Regions from separate parts of the Homo sapiens genome. Here region 2 is linked to region 1. Evidence: chromatin loops called from intact Hi-C (ENCODE). Cell type or tissue: heart left ventricle. All regions are shown on one strand. Each heading gives the region's core, and the rest is flanking DNA. Links, peaks and the distances in the headings are about the cores only. Region 1 holds the start of GLIS3-AS1 (GLIS3 antisense RNA 1). Region 2 overlaps GLIS3 (GLIS family zinc finger 3).

Region 1 (8,342 bases), core at 222-8,221:
TTATTATGAGGTCTGAAGAAAGTCAGATGTGTTATATAGGAAATTTAAGAATTTCTTCGCGTTTATGGCCCTGGGCTTAATGGTTACTTCTCACAGGAGATAACATAAACTTTTAAGGTCCAGATGTCCCAAGGAGGCTTCTTAGAAAATTGCCAAGATATTTTATGATGACAACAAGCTACAAAACATGACATATTCATCCCTGCATAAGTTGGAACTTACCTTCCCAGTATCTCCAAGTCCAATGACTTGCAGACATTCCTAGCATTTGTAGGTATCCTCTCCTCCTGTGACTTTTCCTAGTATCTGCTAACTAGATGCCCAAAGTCACTACTTCAGAAAGATCTTTATTCGTCACAGTTGATCAAGGAAGATGAGATAGTAAGGTTTCTGTTCCTATATTTAAAAATGCTAGGTTTTTATAATTCGCTGTTTCCACAGTTCATTTCCTCTTTCCATAAACAGAAAACTATTAGTTTCTCCTCATAAAAATTCTTAGAGACTAGTGGTTCCAAGAGTGAAATCCCAAGACCAGTAGAAGCATCATCACCTGGGAACTTAGAAACGCATCGCAGACCTACTGAATGAGCAGCTCTGGGGTGGGGCGCTGCAGGTGATTCTGATACATCCCCAAGATTGGGAACCACAAGTAAAGACCCTCCCTCCTGTCACTGAAAAATTTCCCTCTATCTTCTTTAACTATTCCTGACAGCTAAGAAGATGTTGGTAAAATATACATTATGCAGTTTTTTAAATAAATAGTTGGGCTTCTTATTCCAAATATAAAACTATGTTACATTGAAAGACACCCCTCCCAAGAGATTCTGCTATGTGCCTCCTGCCTCACCCTTTAGATCATTCCTGTACTAGAGAATGTTTAAAAACCTTAAGGGATCTGAAAGCCCCTTTCCTGGTCTGAAGATCTGTGAGGGACACTACACTTCCATATCATGACTGCGTTTCTATGCATACGGCTCTCCTTTGGAAATTTTACTTAAGGTTCCTAAGCTTGTTCAATTTAAGAAGCCCTTTCTAGAACCATGCCTAATCCCAGAGAAAACCAAATTAACTCTCACCACAAAGTTGTATGGACTCACACTGTTGGAAAACATGAATATTTAGTGAAGCTAAGAAAGAATTGCCCGTCTTTGATGCCAGAAGTAACCCTAGCCGTGAAATTCCTTGCAAAGACCTCGTTGGTACGGGTAACTATAAAACCCTAGAGTAGTTGGTAATAGAAAGCAGAAAAGCATCCATGTCTGCCCTTGGTAAAACATGTGGACCCCAGATCATATTTTAATGATAGAAGATAAATTAAAAGTGATCACCAGAACTCATTCCAAGCCTTGAATTTTTTTTTCCAGTTTTTCTTACACGGCATGTATTAGGTTAGTACAAAAATAACAAACATACCTTCCAAAGGTCCTGAAAGAGTTAGTTAGGCACTAATACAGAGAGTCCTGGTCAGAGACTGGAATGTGCCACAGCTGAGGAAATTACAACAAAGTGATGTCTCAGTCACTACCTGTGTTAAATGTCCCTTCCCTGTATTTAGGGTCACTGTGCCACTTTCATATCCTTGGGCTAAGACCTGGACATGCATTTGTCTCTTTATGAAGCTTTCTGAGACCCAAGAAATACTTCTCTCTAAACAGTAACTTACTGTTGTATGTGTGTGTTTGTCTTTCTTTCTGATCAGAATTTGGTCATCGTCATTGCCAGTGGTGTGCTGGTAATGTATAGCAACCAGCTCTTTAGATGGAAAAAGCCTGTTTGTAGAATTGCCAATTTCCATGGTGTAAATACTTCACTATGACCGATTTCAAGCTATCAGTCTATCATCATTGCATGGAAAGTTTGGAAAAGACGCACAAAATTGACACCTCAGATTGGTGCGAGCCAGCTTTGGCACATCATTTGAATGTAGAAAATTTGGAAAGTGTTAAGCGCGTGCCTAATTGAAGAGACTACCCAGACAGGCTAAGTGTGAGCAACAAGGCTGTTTATTCACTCCGGTGCGAGCGGGCTGAGTCTGAAAAGGGAGTCAGCGAAGGGCGGTGGGAGTGGAACTGGTTTTATAGGTTTGGGATAGGTAGTGGAAGGTTACAGTTGGGGCAGTCTTTTCGGGCAGGGGAAGAATGTCACAAGGTGCGTAGTCACGAGGTGGAGGGAGTTCACATGGCAGGATATCACAAGGCCGATTGATTATTTAGGGTAGGGCAGGAACATATCACAATGGTGGAATGTTGCAAGTTCGGTTAATCAGTTAAGGCAGGAGCTAGCTGTTTCTTCTTCTTTAGTGGTTCTCCTGTTGCTCAAAGCTTTGTGACTCCAGGAGGCCTGGACCTGTGTGTCGCAGGGGTCACAATGGCTCAACCGTGGTGTGGCCCGTTCAGAGGACCTTACAGAAAGCAGAAGAAAGGACTTTAAAAAAGGGAAGGAAATAAATTCATAATAGTACTACTGAAAGCAAAAATCAGTTGTAATGTTCAATTATATTACTTTCTGATATTTTGTCTGTGTATTTTTATGTAATTATCATTTTGTATATATATAAAACTTTGAGTTTTGCTTTTATGTTCATGAATACCATTTTAATGGTTGCATAATAGTCCATCAAATTGAGGTAAAATCATTGATTAGCCCTATTTGTGGACATTTAAGACATTTTAAGTTACATTTTCTGATTAGGTATTGCTATAAATAATGCTATTTGTTTTATATATATATGTGTATATTTTGGGGGGGGTACAAATCTTCTTTAACACCTCTGGCTATTTCCTTAAGACAAGTTCTAGAATCAAATTATTTCAATTATGGACCTTGAAAAAATATTCCCACATACCATCTAGACTGTTTGTACCAATATTCACTCCTATGAACATTGTTGAACAATGCCTCTCTCACTGTACCTTCATTACTGTTTTTTTTTAAGTTTTTGATAATTCAGCAAGTAAAAAGACGTTTTAACATTGCACTTCTTTGCAAGTGTGCAAACATTTTTCACGCTTATTATCATTTCTGTTTCTCCTTTTTTTTTTTTTTTTAACAGTTTCTGTTCAAGTCAAGGCTTTATCCAACGTCTCCTTCCCATTTCCACCTCCCCACCTTTTATCTCTGGTTTCATCTTCTATTTCTCTTCCCCAGGCCCCAGGCTCACCCTGCTTGACTCTTACTTCTCCGCACAACCACAGGGTAGGCAGGTTCTTCCCCCATAGGTCTGTACGGCTTATTCCTCACTTCTTTCAAAGCTTTTTATAAATGCCATCTTCAAGAGGCTTTCCTTGATCTCCTATCTAAAGCTGCCACCCCTTATTCCTACTCACTGTCTCGCTTCTCCGCATCACTTTTCTCCATAGCATTTATCACCATCTGAGGTTGTATATGTTTTATTTGTTCATCATCTGCTTCCCCATCTAGAGTCTAACTTTGACAAAAGCAGTCAGTATTCCTAGGGTCTAGAGAAGTATGTAACAAACACTTAATAAATATTTGTTGACTGCATAAGCATACTCTAGCTCTATATCTAAAGGTTTAGTCTTGTCTTTATAAAATCCATTTATACACACACTCTTTAAATACCAAAGATGATTACCATTTGCAATATTTGTAACAAATACATTTCTAGATTGCTTTTAAGGTATTATGTTTTTGTACAAGCAGAACGTTAATATTTTTATGTCACTAAATCTTACATTGTTTTTTTTTTCCATTTCAATTACACTTAAAAAATTCTTATTCATTAAAAGATCAGATAACTTTTCACCTAGTTTATTTTAGCATTTTTTATTGTTTGATTTTTTTTTTACATGTAACTCTTTAATGTATAAGATCTAAATTGTTCTGTTTTTATGTAACTGACTGTTGGAGTTTTGTTACTGTTAATCACATTGTTTTATCTTTGAATCATGCCATAATATATTAAAATTTAACTTGAGTATTTTCCTTTCATGGAAAATCTATAGGAGTTAAATCTCAATGGGCATTTCTTAATCATCTCTGGGATGTTTTCATGACAGTGTTTCTATTTTAAAAGCACTTTCCAAGATGGACTAAATCTACTTGAGTTTGTTGTTGTTATCGTTACAAGTTCTGATAAGATACGGAGCAAATAAAAGGAAGTATAATAGGAAGTTGAGTTGCCAGAAGTGGAAATATCAAGGACTGAAGTCAAATCCGCCTCTAGCCACATTTTTCCAGAAGCTCTTGCCAGGTGTTATTAGGATTGGAGAACTGATCCTTTTATTGACACTCTGTTAAGCTCTGTGCCTTACCCGTAGTTGCTGCTTGATAAATTTTTGTGGGCTGAGTTGCACTGATAGAGCATGATGCCTTCCCAGGAAAATATTCCAAGGACCGGCTCTCCTTATCGATGTCTCTTCCGTTTTGTCCTCTTAGTTGCGGTCCAGCACAGAGCTCCATCCAGACCTGCTCACAGATTGCCTCACCGTGCAGTCCCTGCAGCCGGCCACTTCCCCTAGAGATGCTGCTGCTGAAGGGACCGTGGGACGCTCCCCTGGACCCGGGCCTGACCTCTATTCAGGTAAAGACAGCAAAGGCAGAGCCAACCACAACTACCCTTTTTTAGGCCTTTTACTCTGGTTAAAAGGAATGCTCACGTGAGAAAAATTTTCCTAAGATCGTCTGTGTTGTTCTTTATCAATGGGCTGCAAATTGCTCTCCACCCCTTCTGATTCCTGAGCTGGGTGTGGCAGCAGATTGTTTTTTCTCATAAAGAAATAAAATAAAATAATGCATTACCTCTTTTAGTTATGGACTTCTGCCAGAAATTCAGTGTACCCAACCCTCGCAGTTATGTTACATTTACTCACTTGATTTAGACTCGAAGGAAATGTTTCCTCCTTAAGCAGGTAGCAGGCTGCGTGTGGATTTCTTAATGAAACAGTTGTTGTCATCTTTATGTTTTAAAAGGAAGCCCCAGGTCTCTAAGGAAATTTTCACATCAGCAAACCAACTTATAAGAATGTTCATTCATGTTTGCCAACCATTGTGGGAAAGGAGATGGGATGACACTCCCAGACCACCTTCCATCTGCCTAGGTTTGAATAATAGGTGACTATATTTGGAAAATTACATGTATGTAGTAAAAAACAAAAAAAATAAGAAAAGATTAATATACCATAAGGAAGTTATTTTTCTTTTACTCAGCCTGGATTTTTATGCATTTTCTACTCTCTGTAATGGTGATATACTTATGCAAACATAATTAGTGATTGTCCTTACATATGGAACACTCTTACAGTCATGCTATGAAGATGAGAAAAAAGATTTACCAGCTCCACATTCCAGACAATGAGAATTTTCTATTTTCTGTGGGTTGCAGATACTACCCCCACCCCCATCTGATTCCAGAGCCAGGTTTGGCAGCAGACTGTTTTTTTCTTTCGAAAAGTATGAATAAGCCATTAGAATTTAAAATTTACAGATGCATTGCAGTGGAATGGGAGAAAGACATCCTTGTACAACGTTTTAAATTTGACAGTTCTCAGTTGATTCAGATGCAGAGAGAAAGGGCAGTAAGCAAGTATTGCAAGAGCATCAGTCATCAAAACTGGGCCTTAATCATGGCCCATTGGACCTTTATCAGTTGCTTTAAGCACTTACTGTTGGGGACAACATAGCCTCTGCTTTTTGAGACACAGGGAGATGAGACGAAGAAGGGTTGACCAAACTTACAGAGGTTTCAGGTACAGGTTCATATACAGACATCAAATATATCAATGTGCAGTGTTACCAACACATACATAAATATTTTGTATTAAATATATATATATATATGAAAAACCATGACTAGCTTTTGTTTTTGTGTGTCTGATTTGTTCAGTATTTGATATATGAACATTTATTTCAGCACATTAAATTAGCAAACAATTTTAAACAGCCTATAAAGCATTCCCCTACTACTTCAGTTCATTAATCTATGATCTTACTAAGACCTGGAACCCAATAGTCAACAGTCAACACTAACCAGAAGTGATTGAAAAATGGCCTAACATACAATATAAATGGTTTCTAGTGATGGGCTAGTCTGGCTGTATTTAATCCTCTCAGAAATGGGTTTGGGAAGCAATGCTATCCATATCTATGGAAAACATTAGCACCTTTGTTGTATGTAGCATACAGCATATGGCTCATTTTCGAAACTGTCACATTTGTCTTGGTGTCTGTTTTTATATGTCTGGTAGTGTTTTTAAAGCTTTAGAGTTTTAAATATTTTAAGGTTCAGCTTGAAATGTTTTTGTCATTCCAAGCAAATGTCCACTTTTTGTCCATGACTCTATTCTATATTCGGTCCTCAAAAAGATTTTGAGCTCTGGAATTAGAGCCTCCGGCTGTGGTAGGTTTGCCTCCTAAGGGGCAAGGATACCTAAGTTGCTCCAGCCATCAGTGGAGTGTCTTCAGGTTGACCCACATTTTCCGTAACTCTTGAGAACACTTGAAACATGCAGATGATCATGTTGCTCAACTTTGTTCCCAGAATTTTACTTCTCCAGGTACCTTATGACTGTGAAAGTTTACCCTCTCTACTTCTTTTTTTTTTTAATTGAGATGGGAGTCTCACTCTGTCAACCAGGCTGGACTGCAGTGGCACCATCTCAGCTCACTGCAACCTCTACCTCCCAGGTTCAAGCAATTCTCCTGCCTCAGCCTCCCTAGCAGCTGGGACTACAGGTGTGCACCACCACACCTGGGTAGTTTTTTGTATTTTTAGTAGAGACTGGATTTCACCATGTTGGCCAGGCTGGTCTCAAACTCCTGACCTCAGGTGATCCACCCACCTCGGCCTCCAAAAGTGCTGGGATTACAGGCATGAGCCACTGTGCTCGGGCCCTACTTCTTTCCTTATTCCTCCTTCCCTCAGGTATGATTTTGCTTTCTAACTTTCTTCCTTTTAAAAAAATGTTACGCCTTTTGTTTTGCAGAGTAGGCAACAAACCAAGAGGCAGAACCAGGCAGGGGAAAAAATTACAAAACAAAAATTTAAGCCTTTCTTTTAAAGTTCTAGAAATGTGCTTGTGTGGAGTGCATATTAACATCCACTGCAAACCTTCGCCCTAGATCTATGGAAAGAAGCCAAACCATGAAAAATGCCAAAGGTGCAAAAGGAAACTTCATCAATTAGTTAAATGTAAAATCTGAAGTGTTAAGACAATTTGATGAAGATTAAGACTTGGCTAAATAGCAAAAGTACTTGGAGTTATTCCCTTTTATGTTCTATTATACAAAATCAAGAAAATATTTGTTTAATGATTGTCAGGCACTTCTACCTTTAAGTGCTAGTAAATTAATTTATCACAAAAATATTTTGATGGAAACCCGTTGAGTATGTATGAGCATAGAATAGGAGGCAGTTAAATTTGGCATTGAGCACCATAATCTTTCAGAAGCCACAACGATTGAGGACTTGTGGTGTGAAGAAGTCATAGTTTTGCAATGGAAATTCTGGTCAAGTATATGATGCTTTATAACATTCTAAGAGAAGGATACTTTGCACAGCATGAAGATGAACAGGGAAGATGGCAGTTCTGGAACATACAAGTCTTGCACTTCTCCTGAAGTGTTGCCTTCCCTCATTGAAACAAACTTTTCAGGTTGAAAAGAAAGACAGAGCTTGATTGGAAAGGATTGCCTGAAAATACTTTTATTTCTGTGAAAGATAATAGCGTCCCAGGTTAAAGCAGCCAAATATCACTTGAGGCCATGCTGAGGATGACTTTCATAAAATTAAGGTGTTTACTTGTCTACTATTCTGAAAATCCCAGGCCTCCCCAAGCCTGCTCCTGAGCTCACCTGAGAGCAGTGTTGTAACCTAACAAACAGGAAGGCCAAGGCAGCAATAAGCAGGCCTCAAGGATGGCTCATTTATATTTTTTGCCCTTTTGTTCAAAGGTTCTGTGTTCCATATAATAATGCCCCAGGCCAGGCCTGTAAATTTAGATGATTTATCTGATAGTCTAAGAGGGACTATTTCATAGCCTGTTGATCGAAGTGTGAATGCCACTTTCAAGGCTTAGTGCTTGTATATCTTCTGGTGAACACCTGTGATGAACTAATGATATATAGAAGCCCATATTTGGTGAGTCTGAGATATCATGGACAGTGTGGAACAGTGCCTGGTCTTGGCAGGGAGTCCATTTATTAACAGTGAATGCTGTATGGAAGATGATCTGTCCCATGAATGACCACAAAAATTATGGCTCCTTTCAAACCGAAGCTGTACTACAGATTCAGTAAAACATGACCTTAGCAAATGACCTAAGCCATGAAGACATCATAGAGGCCAGTGTGGTTGAGATGTTTGAGTCCCACAGAAACTACTC
Region 2 (8,342 bases), core at 278-8,277, 65 kb after region 1:
AGGTCTCTCTTAAGTACTGGGGTGTATGGAAATAAGAAAGATATCACCTCAGTAAAAGGGCTGTATTTTAATTCTTATTAAAGTAACTAAGATTTCCTTACATTTATTCAGTCAACAAATACATATTGAATGCTTACTACATGCCAGGTACTAGTCTTAGTGCTATGGATACAATAATTAACAAACTGGACAAGGTGTCTGCCTTCATGGAATACATATTTTGGTGGGGAAGGCATATAATACAGAGATACATGCCCACCCATTTAATAGACTATTTCAGAGCAGTTTTGGGTTCACAGAAAAATGTAGTGGAAAGTGCAGGGAGTTCCCACACACCCTCCTCCCCCCACCCCCTCCACACACAATCTCTCCCACTACCAACATACCACACCAGAGTGGTGCCTTTGTTACAATCAATAAACCTACAATGACACATCAGTTTCACTCAAAGTCCACAGCTGATATTAGGGGTCACTCTTGTACAGCCTATGAGTTTTAACGAATGTATAATGGCATCTATCCACCATGGTAGCATCATACGGAATAGCTTCGCTACCTCTGTGCTCGTCCTTCCCTCCCCCCAACCTGTGGAAACCACGGACTTATACTGTCTCTATAATTTTGCCTTTTCCAGAATGTTGTATAGTTGGAGTCATGCAGCATGTAGCCTTTTCGGATTGGCTTCTTTCACTCAGCAATATGCATTTAAATTGAAATTCCCTCCGTGTCTTTTCATGGCTTAATAGGTCATTTCTTTTTAGTGCTGAATAATATTCCATTGCCTGCATGTACTGCAGTTTATTTATTCGTTTGCCTACTGAAGGAAATCTCGGTTGCTTCCAAATTTTGGCAGTGATGAATAATGCTACTATAAACATACATGTACAGGGATTTGTATGGACATAAGTTTTCCAACCCTTTGGGTAAATATAAGAGGACACAATTGCTGAATCCTATGGTAAGCATATGTTTAGTTTTGCAAGATACTGCCAACCTGTCTTCTAAAGTGGCTGTACCATTTTGCAGTGAAAGAGAGTTCCCATTGCTCCACATCCTTGCCAGCATTTGGTGTTATCACTGGTTTCAGTTTTCACCATTATAATAGGTGTGTAACCAAAGATGCTCCAATTCGTCTTAGTTAGTAGTATGAAGGGCCTTATGTGGTGCAGGTCAGTGCTTCTTGAAAATAGCCACCTTTTCAGACCTGTCGTAGGTCAGTGCCTTTGGTTACAATGGATGTGACATATGAGACTTGGTGACCCTGAAGTGGATTGAGCAACAATATCCTTATTCTGTGGGAATATTCCAACTTGTAAAGCAGCCCAGAGGCATAGGGTGAATTCTTTTCCAGGTGACCAGAACTTCTAGACTTGCACATTAGGCTGGGGTCCTCCAGATCCAGGATTGTTGTCCTTCATTTGCTCTGGCTTAACTAACAAGCAGAATGCTGAGATTGTCCTTTAACATAGGGTCACAGAGAGGAAGAAGAAGACGAACAGCAGAAGTATGGAAGGGGATGGTGGTGAGCGGTGGTGAGATGTTGGCAGTTGGCTGTGGAAGTGTGGAGCCACTAGTATTTGGGGGAAACAGCAACCCTGGTGTGGCTGTCAGCATATGGCTCTCGTCTTGCTGGGTCTTAGGGGATACCACCACTGTCCCTAAACCAAGGAGCGAGTTGCCCTAGGGGCTTCACTGGTTTTGTACCATCTTTTCCTCTTTTCTTTCCCTGGACTTGGTTTATGAGAAGTATTCAAAGGTGGTAGGCCAAGGGCCCCAAAAGAGTAGGGGAATCCACAAAGAGCCATAGAGTGCTGGAAAAGAAGAAATCTGAAGGCAAAGGAGAGTGGGGTCATGCATCTTCTGTGTCCCTGTCCTTGGGGTCCTGGTTTGAGTCCACCCATTCATCACTTATGCTTCTACATGTCCCTGCATATGCAGCCACCATATGACTGGGGCCAAAATCGCTACACTTCCTAAAGTAGTAACCCACAAAATTATAGTCTCTGCGGAAAAATAATTAGAGCTGTAAAGCTCATAAATATACATCCTTCCTTCCACTTGGCTAGCAAACAGCCATACGACCAAGAAACTGAGGGGCTGCCAATTCTGCCTCTGCCGCTGATATCTGCTTATTCTTCTACCCAGGCACAAACTGCTTAGCACCAACGGCAGGAAATCTGCTCTGCCAGGGCTGGTTCTCAGCAGAGCTGTGGGGTGGCCTCCTGACTATACCTGCCATCAGCAGACAGGGCCAAACAAAGGGAACCACAGTCAAAACTTCCTTATTTGTTCCTTTTCATTCTTCCTATCTTGAATGCATTCCAGAAAAGAGAATTACATCTCTATGTATCCCGTAAAGAAAATTTTCTATTGTCATATGTAGTATGAAATTATGTTACTTGATTTCTCATTTATATGTTTGTCTTTCTTTCTCACTAAAATGCAGGCTCCAAAAAGGCATGGAGTGTGATTTATTTACCACTATATCCCCAACACTTGAATAAGTGCTTAGTGAATAGTTGTCAAGTAAATGAAAGCATAGAAATTGAAATGCTTATGTTATTAGAAGAATAGAAAAAGAAAAAAGTAAAAGTAACAGTTATAGGGTGTGAACTGTGTGTCAGGCACATGCCCAGCACTTTACATTGGATGGTCTCTGTTAATCCTCTTTAGTCTTTGTGATTACAAGTAGATACTGTTAACACCCTCATTTTGCTAAATTACAATGATTGCAGCAAAGGCAAGCACACACATTAGTCACTGTTTCTTCTGAAAAGTCAAACAATAGATGACTCCTGAGATTTGGGTAGTGGCTGAAAAACTATAGCACTTAGCCTGGATCCCTGAATTGATACAGTCTGCATCACATGGAGTTAAAGGGTTTTCCCATCTGACATATCAAGGGGTCTTGGAACACCCAGCATTATTTCCAAGGAGTCTCCTAGAGGATCCTGCCAAGCCTGACTAGGTCACACTCTGGAGGGGGAAATTCTGGGGAACCTTCCTGATGTTTTTGAGGGGTTCCTATTGTCATATGTGGACCTTCTGGACCTATGAGTTGTCATCATGGTCCAGTCTGAGCCTACTGCAGGGAAGGGGCTGTCTCGATTCTGAGTGTTGTCCATGTAGCACTTTTCCTAGTGCCCACAGTTTGGTGGTGGTTCCCCAGCCTCACTGTAAAGGAAAACAAGCATTTTGTTTTGCAAGGCCATCTGCTGCATAAACAAACCTACTAAGTACACAGATCATGACTTATCCCTTTGACGAAGTGTAGGCTGATGGTATTAATCACCATCCATGTTCCTCAACAGTTGGGTAGAGCCTTCTGTGTTGACACTCCACCATCATATGGTAGGATAAATGGAGACCCACAAGGGCACATCGCCACCCTGGTGCACATGGAGAGCTAGGCCTGCAATCTGAAGTGAAGAAAGTGGGTGACACATTTCTTTCTTCTGCTGCTGCTTCAGAAGGGAACATAGTACCTCTAGGAGGGTTGGAGTGCCCTGGCAGTTTAGCCTAAAACATTCCTCAGCTTCTTGAGGGGTTGGGAGTTGAGGGACCATTCTTTACTTATTAATGTATTTATATTCTGGTTCCTTCCACAAAGATTGAAGTGGCAAATTTGCAAGGAAAAGATAGATGTATTAAAAAATCTAATATACTTTCTATCTTGAAGGCCAGGAGCCTAAGATTATTCATGTTGCTTTATTTAAACTTGGGGTGGGTCATGTGTTTTTCTTTCTAGAATTTAATTTGAAATACTCTTGAAACAAAGTTGGCTAGACCTGGGAATTCAGATTGCCCTAGAGCTGTGCTGTCAGGTACAATAGCCATGAGTGGCTATTTAAATTTGAATTAATTAAAATTCAATAAAATTTAAAAGTCAGTTCTTCAGTCACACTAGCCGCATTTCAAAGATGTAATAACCACATGTAGCTACTGTATTGGACAGCACAGATAAAGAGCATTTTCATCATCATGGAAAGTTCTCTTGGACAGCATGGCCCTAGAGGGTATCCTTCTATTATCATATTTACTCATGTAATTCCTTTCTCCTCTAACCTTCCCCACTCCCTTTCTAGTTTGGAAACGAAATCCAAAGCTTTATGGGGCTGCTTTATCATCATTAGCAAAAGGGACCGTGAACTCTTTAACCTGTCATCACAGAGACACTAGTGACTCCGTGACTAAAAGAAAAAGAAAAAGCCTTCTAAGAATGAATGAATGTGAAGAAACTCATGCATGATATTAGAGGCAAAAACAGAAGATAAATGTATAAAACGTTTCAGTTTTGTGGGTATATAGCTGGCCATTTCTGAATCATGGAAATAAAAAATAATTTTTGCCTTCTTTGTTTATACTAGTCTGCATTTTCTAGTTTATAATTAGCCTCAAATATTCTTATAATTAGAACAAGTTTGTTTTTAGGAGGGGGAAAAAAAACTTCCCAAAACTGAGAGAAGGAGGAATGATTCTCCTTGACCTTTGGGAACTGCAGTTTAGGTGGAATACATTTATCTGCAAGTTCCTCCACTCCTCCATTCTTGAAGGCAAAATAACTTTTAAAGTAGAGGGGTGATTCTGAAATTAAATGTATAATAACAACTAACATTTATTGCCAACTTACATTTATATGTATGTTCTTATGCTACTATAAATGCATGTGTTCTCACTCCAGCTGTGTTATCAATCCTCAAAGACAAGGATGATGTCTTACATTTCTTTGGTTTCAGCAATAGCACCCTAACCAGCACTTGATAGCCACTATTGACTGACGGACAGATTGGCTGACCTTGCCACCACTCTCAGGTTTTACGCCCACAAAATGTGTTAACATCTTGCCTCATTTTGCTTTGGGTCCGAGAAGTAGTGTTATTTCCAAATTTGCTATGTGAAATCCAACCGCTGGAATGCAGGAGCCATTCATCAGAAAATGAGTTAGGCCTTCTCTGGATTTGTGTGTGTGGCAAGACCCTAACGGAATTTTTTAAAAAGTGTTGGTTTGTGAAAATAGTGCTGGGAAGAGAATATATGAAAACCATCCACACCAGTGTATTTGGCATCTCTAGTAACTGGCTACTTGGAGAGATTTAATAAAGAGGATTTTCTTTTCTTGAGTTGGCTGTTAGAGTGATAAAACATGCTTGTGGGGCCATTCTGGTTTTGACAGTTTCCTGTGTCAGCCAAGACACCCACAGGCAGGAATTAGAGTCTACTCTGTCCTCCTCGCTCAGATCCAGACTAGGAGATGAAGCCCAGAATGTTGGATTTGATATTTAACTTTTCTAGGTGTATTTTGCCACATCACAAACCTTTTATACTCTCATATATCACAACACTTGAATATAGACTAAAGCATTTGACACTTCTGTTCCCTCTTAGTAAAATGAGAGAAGATAGGAAAGGGTGAATAAATTGGTTTTCATGAAAGGCCAGTGAAAGTCTCTATCATTGTCCCCGAATGATTAATGTCCCTATTTGTGAAGTTGTGGGAGTTTAGTGAAAAAATCTTTTCTTGGAAGGTTGATATTACGCTGAGGAGTGCTATCAGGAAATTTATGGGTGACAAATATGAGGAGAGTTTGCATAAAGATATAGATAGCAAATATTGTCTATTTTGCTCAGGAGAGATTACATTCTAGTAGACCAACCATGGCGGTTTATGCTAACGTTTTCCTCCTGATGATACTGCCATATTTGCCTGTGCCTGGCCTCCAGGTATCAAAGTCAAGATCAGTCCAAGGAACTACTGAAACTATACATCTCCACATTCCAGGTTCCCTCAAACCACTCAGACATGTTGCTGTTTGGAGCCCCCAATAGGGTAAATGAAGAAATTAGTCTGTGTGTCAATTAGTGCAGGATTGAGGAGCCATGAGCAAGAAGAGGTATACAGCTCAGGTCTTCAAAAGGCCAAAACTGTTGAAGATTCCACCTAGGAACAGCGGGTATGCCACATACCTGCTGCTTTGTCCTTTCTTACATTGGTTATTGTTAAATAACTTACTTGTTCTTTTTGGAAATTTTATTTTCCTCAATAAACTTTTATTTTTAAGAAATACAGTCATTATAAAATAATTTTATTTTTTATTTAGCAAACATATATACTATGTAATTTATATTATTAAATTATATATTATATAAATGCTAATTATAAAATTGTATAATATGTAAGTATTAACTCATTTAATCTTTATAACGCAGTATGATGTAATTACTATTATTAACCTGATTTTACAAATTGGAAAACTGAGGCACCAAGAAGCTAAGTAATTTGCCAAGACTACACAGTTGGTAAGTAGTTGAGCTAGGATTTGAACCCCAGGATCCAGAGTACTTGCTCTTCACTATTGCTAAAATTTAGAAAAAATATACAGGCAAAAAAAAAATACCCAAAGACAACTATAGATATGGTAACTTGCCATCTTTATTCTGTAACATAGGCATCCATACAACTGATCCTAGGCTTTGTATTCAATTTTGTATCATGCTTTTTGAAACATGAACCTTATAATGGTCTTTCCATGTTGTTAAAAGCTTATTATAAATATTGTTTTAATACCTATTTAAAATTCCCATCACATAAATGTACCACTGTTTGCTTAGACATTCTCTTATGGTTGGCCATTTTGGCTCTTCAGTTTTCTGTTTTGATCACTAGCGCTGCAATCTCTGTCCCTGTGCAGAATTTCTTAATGTTCTTCAGAATATATTTTCAGGATACTTTATCAGAAGTGTATTTCCTTAATCCAATAGTCTGAACACTTTTAGGGTTCTAGATACAGGTTGTCAAACTGTTTTCCAAAAGGCTTGTACTCTCTTGCAATGTCTACAACATTACATAGAAATGCCTTCTTCATTCACACTTCAGTGTTGAGAATGATTTTTAGGAATCTTTGCCAATGTGATAGGTAGAATGTGACATTTTATCATTGTTTTGATTTGTATTTCTTTGTGGGCTTGAGAGTTTACAGTTTGCTCATATTGGATGATCAATTATATGAGTATTTATGAGTGGTCTGTTTGGGTTCTTTGCCTGCCTGTCTATTGAAACCATGCCTTTGGGCATCAAAAGGGAAAAAGACAATAGCTTTCCATTCTTTCTTCTTCTGGCTTGACGTGGAATTTCCTTAGGTATTTTCCTAGTCTATACTAATAACAAGCATTTAATCTTCTTCCAAACCGTATGTGGATTTTTCTTTTGATTCTATATAAAGTGCACTCTAGTCTGCTTATAAAGGATATTATTTTGTTTTCTACTATGAATATGCCCTGTCCATAAATCTGCATTTGATCTATCTTGGATGATAGACTCCTAGAGGGCCAGTATGTATCTTTATGGACGGTTAAGACATTCTTTGGCAATATTCATAACAACCATAGAATAGGCCTCCCAGTGTCCCAGCAAGGGTGATCTGAGCAGTTACACAGGCTACATTGTGGGTCCTAATGGGAAATGAGAAGGGTTGAGAGCATAGTAGGTTGGATGTATCAGTTCACCCTGGTTTTACTTAAAGAGAGCTAAGAAGAAACTTAAATAGCACCTTCCCTCTCTTTTGATAGGTGGTTCATTTCTTTAATAAGGGATGAAGCCTTCCAATCTCAAGAAGAGGCAGTTCTAGTAGAGGAAGGCACACAGGAATAAGGGTCCAAAGTCCATGGGTTTGTTCTGCATTCTCCATTATTTAGTGTTTGTGGAAGAAATCCTGGGGTACTTCCTCTATTAATCCCTTTTTTTCCATCAAAACCAGAATAGTGATATCAATAATAACTGACACTTATAAAGTGCTTTAAAACGTTAGAGATGGACTTCCTTATCCAATGACTCACTTAATCTTCACAATAGCCCAGTGAAGTACACAATGACATTCACATTTTACGGTTGAGGAGACAGACACAAGGAAATGTAGAGAGTTAACAGCAGAGCCACAATGCTCCCTCCAATAATGTACGGAACTAAGATTTCATTATTATATTTTCAGAAGCATATTATACTCCAAGAAAATAATCTGTTGACTTAAATGTATTATGAGGCAAGGAGAAAGAAGAAAAAAGTAAGCCATCATGAAAGGAGTGGAGGATCATAGAGAAGAACCACATGGGACCCCAAGGAAAACTACATTGAATGGAAAAAAAATTGAAAGGAATAGATGAAATAAGATTATCAAAAGGTTGATGATTATTTTCAAATATTACTCTTTTCTCATATTTTTTCTTTTTTGGAGTTTTGTGTTGTATTTTCTAACATTTTCATAACATTATTCACTTCCAGTTTTTCCATTTACTGCAAAGATCAACAATAGAAATAGTTAAGTATATCCAACTATGGAACACTGTCT

What was found. Peaks named below come from ENCODE experiments on the same cell type or tissue, not always from the same donor. Only the 100,000 strongest peaks of a DNase experiment are listed, where the experiment ranks them.
Region 2: a loop joins it to region 1, with 2.0 times the contacts of the local background. A loop is called at or near these places in 4 of 110 quality-filtered maps.

What each region holds. Positions count from the first base shown.
Region 1 is chr9:3,894,892-3,903,233 of GRCh38, reverse strand. It overlaps GLIS3 (GLIS family zinc finger 3), which reads left to right. Exons shown (of 11, transcript NM_001042413.2): 7 at 4,399-4,543. It overlaps GLIS3-AS1 (GLIS3 antisense RNA 1), which reads right to left and starts at 4,588. Exons shown (of 2, transcript NR_026663.1): 1 at 4,275-4,588; 2 at 1,986-2,401. In heart left ventricle, for the core only: no CTCF peak of the experiment used is centred there; a DNase peak (open chromatin) is centred at 4,493.
Region 2 is chr9:3,830,007-3,838,348 of GRCh38, reverse strand. The region is part of intron 9 of GLIS3 (GLIS family zinc finger 3); the gene reads left to right. Among named protein-coding and RNA genes, the nearest start is that of GLIS3-AS1, 64 kb to the left of the region's middle. In heart left ventricle, for the core only: no CTCF peak of the experiment used is centred there; no DNase peak of the experiment used is centred there.